Linked DNA regions of Homo sapiens: region 2 is linked to region 1. The links are chromatin contacts, found by Hi-C in ENCODE. All regions are on one chromosome and are shown on one strand. Each heading gives the region's core, a stretch centred on a gene start or an enhancer-like site at or near the end of the contact. The rest is flanking DNA. Distances are from core to core; before and after follow the strand shown. Region 1 has its middle 180 kb from the start of NLGN4Y. Region 2 holds the start of NLGN4Y (neuroligin 4 Y-linked).

Evidence for each region. A loop is a pair of places that touch in the nucleus more often than their neighbours do. Pooled maps may share reads with other maps.
Region 2: a loop to region 1 is called in a map of CD4-positive, alpha-beta memory T cell, with 2.7 times the contacts of the local background. The contact joins the promoter of NLGN4Y here to the enhancer-like site in region 1. A Hi-C loop is called at or near these places in 1 of 168 maps with a recorded cell type or tissue (CD4-positive, alpha-beta memory T cell), 15 of 37 single-sample maps with no recorded cell type and 6 of 50 pooled maps.

Annotation. Positions count from the first base shown.
Region 1 is chrY:14,343,719-14,346,418 of GRCh38, reverse strand. No RefSeq gene overlaps it. Among named protein-coding and RNA genes, the nearest start is that of NLGN4Y, 180 kb to the left of the region's middle. Within about 2 kb of position 1,283, at least 3 of the 41 ENCODE cell types and tissues checked have a DNase peak (open chromatin) inside an H3K27ac peak, as active enhancers do.
Region 2 is chrY:14,523,275-14,525,974 of GRCh38, reverse strand. It overlaps NLGN4Y (neuroligin 4 Y-linked), which reads right to left and starts at 1,446. Exons shown (of 7, transcript NM_001365588.1): 1 at 1,267-1,446.

The DNA.
Region 1 (2,700 bases), core at 34-2,533:
TTACACATTTTAGGGAGGCATGAAACCACAATCAAATATATTTAAGAAATATATTGGTTTAGTCCAGATAGTCAGTACAACTCAAGCAAGGTCAGGGTGGGGTGGGAGGGGATGGGGCTTCCAGGCTATAGGTAAATTTAAGTATTTTCTGGTTGAGAATTCGTTGAGTTTGTCTAAAGACCTGGGATATTCAGGTTAAAATAAATGATTGTGGAGACCAAGGTTCTCTTGAAATCTTATTGTGGCAGCTCTTAGAAAAAATAGATGACAAATATTTTCTGTTCAGATTTCTAAAGCATGCTAGACTTTAAGTTAATCTTTTTAAGATAGGGAACATCTGGAAGATAAAGACCTAGCTATGTTAATAGAGATTCTTTACAGATGCAAATTTTCCCCCACTTAGGACAGATTTGCAGGGTAATTTCAAGAATTGACAAAGAAACATGTTTTGGGGTAAAATATTTTCACTTTCTTCTTTGTCACATAATGTTTTGCCAGAGTCATATTGGAAAGTACATCATGATATGTAGGGTTAAATAAAATGCATTTGATGAGAAGTTACAAGTTTGTAGGGCATGACTACCCAGACCCCTTTGATGAGAATTTGGGAAAGAAAATATTAGAGCTTAGTCCTTATGAGAATGTGCTATTAAATGATTTTTTTTGTTGTGTGAATATTAGTGAGTGTACTTACACAAACCTAGATGATATAGCCTGTTATATACACCTAGGCTATACATCATAGCCTCCCACTCCTGGGCTGCAAACATGAACAGCATGCTACTGCACTTACTACTGTAATCAATTGCAACACGATGGTAAATGTTGTGTATCTGAACATAGCTAGACATAGAAAAGGTACAGTAAAAATATGGCATTGTAATCTTATGAGACCACCAGCATATATGTGATCTGTTATTGACCAAAACATTGTTAGGTGGTACATAATTGTACTCATAATACCTAATACAATGTAAACACTGTGTAGTAGTTAAGTACATAGTTATGTACATAGTTACAAAAAAGGTGTTTATTGTTCATTATAGATGCTCTTGATTTCTCCAAATATCTGGATCCAATATTGGTTGAATCCACAGATGTAGAACATGGGGCTAACTGTATATAAGAGGATGTATGTAGGTTAAATGCAAATACTACTGACGGACTAAGTGGCTAAGTTGGCTGGACTTCCTGGGTCTATAGGGACTTCCCCAAGGGGCTTTTCCCTAAGCCAAAATGACTCATAGCTGCAAGCTAAGGGATTGAAACTTCAACTAATCAAAGGGGACTTTCTCCTAAGCCGAAATGAGTCACAGCTGCAAACTAAGGGATTGAAACATCAACCAATCATATTAGTAATTTAAGCTCTAGCTGCAGCCTGATGTTTTTAATCAATCAGGCCTGCCAACCCACAGATAGAAAATAAGCTAATCCTATAGGACAGAAAAAGGAAAAGGTGGGGAAGTCATAAGGGGATATAAGCATAAGACACCCAAGCCAGAAATGACAACCCTTCTGGGTCCCCTTCCACCGCGTGGAAGTTTTACTTTCACTTTGGCTTTAATAAATCTTGCCAGCACACACTCTTTGGGTTGGTGCCCTTCTCTAATTGAGCTGTAACACTCACCACTGGTCCATGACTACATTCCTTGAAGCCTTTGAGACCAGAAACCCTTCAATTGAGAAAAGACCTTAGATCAGGAGAAGAATTTTCATCTCATTTCTGGTCGCCCATATAGGGATTATCCATAGCAGTGAGTAACATTGGACCCCTTTCGCTTGCTATTCTCTTCTATCTTCTCACCAGAAATTAGAGGAAAACACTGGGCACCTGTCTGCCATTTAAAAGTGACAAGCATGGCCACTGGACTTAAGACACAGGTATGAGGCTTTCTGGGAAAGGACTCTTTCTTTAATTACCCCCATCCCTCTGTGCTTAGAGCATTGATCTGCTGGAACCAGTTCCACTTTTCTCTGCCTTTCCTGGGAAAAGCTGAGGGCTGGCTAGAGGAAGAAAACTGTCATCCCTTACTCCTGGCACTGACCTGGTTTAGATCATGGCACAGTGAGAAGCCTCTACTCTGCAGCTGCCCATATGTGCATTCTCTGTCTTTTCTGACCCATGCCTCCTGGGTCCTAATGTCCTCAGAGAAGACTTTCTTGAGGCCCTATCCTCTAGGATCTTTCCTACCCCTGAGTCTAAGAATCTTTTGGCTAGGAACCTAAGTTGAGTGGGGTGGCAATCCAAAGACCCTTGCTCATGGTGCCCCCAGCCTTATTCTTATGCAAATGGATATCACTATACTTATACAGGACCTGTCCCTCATAACCTATACCCTAGGCACTGTCTGGGACCTCAAAGGGCATGCCAGTGGCTGATAGAAGGTCTATGACATTTTTCCTTTTTTTGCCCTAAACTTACCTCAGATTGTAGAGTCTACTTTAATTACCAGCTTTCCTGTCTGGGATCAGTGATTAGAATTGTAGAACTTCTCCACCTCCATACTCAGGTCTCCCCAAATCTCTCTCTCCCGCTAGTAAGGTCTCTCCCTTTGGCCCAAAAGCAACCAGACAAAGAGATAGTCAAGGAACCGTAAGGTGCCAATGGCCCTCGATTGTGCCCCTCCAAGCCATGGGAGGAGGAGGAGACTTTGGCCTGGCATGAATACATGTACCCTTTTCCCTCTCAGACTTAAAACA
Region 2 (2,700 bases), core at 197-2,696, 180 kb before region 1:
CGCACTTCTATGTTGCCCGCAGAACGACCACACAAACTGGCAATTCCGGCTTCGTGGGGATAATGAAGTCTCCCTAAACTTCTTATTTTGTTTATTTTTCCTTTTCTTTGCTTTTGCCTCCCTCACATCACAGGAGCGACTGATTCTGAAATGGAAGCTTATGCACACCACCCCACTTTTAAGAAAATATAATGCAACGCGGTCTTATGTAAACCCTACGGGCAATGGATGCCTTCAAAAAGCATAAGATTGGAGTACACAGAGAAAAAAACATCCCCCACTCCCCACACACAAAAAAAATGAACAATAGAAAAATAAAATAAAATAATAAAATAAAAATAATATAAGCCATACTACCACCTTGTGGATTCAGCTCGCAAGGACGTCACCTGCTTAGTTTCAAAACCCCTACCCAACCCCCACCCCAAATTTCTTAATTTGGGTCCAAATGGTAAATCTGGATCCTCCGTCCTTGCTCCGGGCAGTCTCGCCCAAGCCCTGGGCTGAATTCGTGACTTGGGGGCCCAGTGCCCCAGCTAGCTGCAAGCTCGGGCACATCACCAGGCCCAAAATCCCGCCGCCACCTCCTAGTACCCTTCCACGCTGCCTCCTACACCGCCTTCCCCTGCATCCCCGAGATAGCAGCCGCACATACATGAAAAGAGGCCCACACCTGCGGTAAGGTGTGGAAGAAGCCAGAGAAAAGGAAACCGGGAAAAAAAAAGAAAAAAAGAAAAAGCCTTCTCAAGAAGGGGAGGGGTATGATGCGTAGGACATCCTCCGGGTTCACCTCGTTTTCCGAGCGAGACATTTGTTCCCAGGGTGGTCCTAGGCAGGCCTCTGGGGTGCAAGGGTTGCCCTGACGCCCCCGCTCCCGCTCCCGCTCCTCCGGGTACAAAGGGCCCTGTGTCTGGCGGCGACTAGGCTCCAGAACTGTACGCCTGGGCCCGGATTTGCGCGCGGCACGGGGCCTAGATACCGGGGGCGCAAAGCTCGCGACTCGGCTCACTAGACCCCCGCCGAGGGACCCCAACCTACCGGTTCTCCGAGGGGCGAAAGAGCCAGGTCAGGCTGGGAGGCAAGGGGAGGAAAGGGCGTCCAGGAGACCGCCTGAAGGATGAGAGTGTCCCTGGGGTAGATCGGCCTCCTGGAAAACCGCAGGCAGAGAGCGCCACCGCGGAGTGGAAGGCGCAGGCCGGAACCTGAACCTCTTGTCCCACAGCAAGCCCCCAACCCACTCGTCATCTGCAGCCCAGTGGCACCTACCTCCCTCTCCCCACGCCATCCCGGCCCGCGCTTCCGCAGGTCAAGCCAAGCCGCTTCAGGCGCGGGTTGGGTTGCCCCAGCCGTGGCAGTGGGGAGGGGACGGGGCTGAAGTTCACTCTCTCCCTGCTTCGTCTCACAGCCCCTAGCTCACCCGCCACCGTCTCTGCCGCCTCCGACTGTGCTCTTGGCTGATCTTCGCTTTCAGTTCCGCCTAGGGGAGTGGGAGGGAACGGAGCCGAGCTGCGCGGGAATTGGGAGGTGGGAAGCGGGGGAGAAGAGACCAGATGAAATCGGCCCGGGTCAGCAGAGAGCCTTGAGATGGGATGGTGCGGGAGGAAGGAGCGGGTGGTGGTTGCCTTTTCTAGGGCTGTGGGGATGGTGTGCCTATTGGAACGGATTCCTCAGACCCCTCCCCCATCCCTACCTTAGGGACTGGCAGACCCGCAGGCTTAACACTCCTCCGAACCCCCGATGGGAGAAGGGGTGTTCTTAGTGGGCACCGACTAGGGCTCCGGATCACCTGATACCTAGACCAGGGCTCCGGGCGCCTGTCTTTTCGGCTTCCAACTTTTCCGCTCCTCCGGAAAAGCGGGCAGTTCAGAGATGGTGCCGAGGGTGGCAGCGGCAAACCGCCCTGCACCCCCATCTAAGGTCCAGGCCACACTCAAAGGCTTCCGAAGAAGCAAAACCACCAGCTCTACCCCACTTTTGCGGCTTGCCTCACCACTCCCACCCACGTCGTAACCCACACACACGGGAAAGGGGTGCATGGATACCGCTCCCGAGTTTGGAGGAGCAGCACGGAGCTACAGTCATTTCATCTTCACGCGGGGTTTCCAGCGCGCCCCGATCTTTCTCCAGCCCAACCAAGCCATGCCAGGTCTAATCAATCACTTGGATTATTTCGTGCATCCCCCAAGCCTTATCTTATCCGAGGCCAGGAGATGAAGGAAGGGAAAAAAAAATCTCATAATGCAACCCCAACCAAGCTTTATTTCCCCTTTTCTCTCTGGTTAATGGCACCAACCCCCAACCCCAGCCTCCCAAAAGAAGCACCCCAGGCAGTGGTGGTTTTCTTAAAGAAGACGAGGGCTTTGGAGTGGGGAGAAAAGAGAAGAAAAGCCTTCCATGCTCACAGTTTGCAGAAGTCCTCCTGCTTTCGCCATCTCCAGCCCTGGCCTTTTCCCTCCTTTTCCCCTGTACTGCATGTATGTGTGTGTGTGTACATATATATATGTGTGTGTGTATGTGTACACTCACAAACTCACACATACGCATATATATGTCTGTGTGTATATATATATATATTTTTCCCCTCCTTTCCCCGCCACAGTCTTCCTTTAATTTGTATGGAAGGCAGCGCTACTTTTTAAACACACCGCACATGGCCCCAGAGCTGTTCAAACAGCTGATTGCAGCAAAATGCTTCCAAAC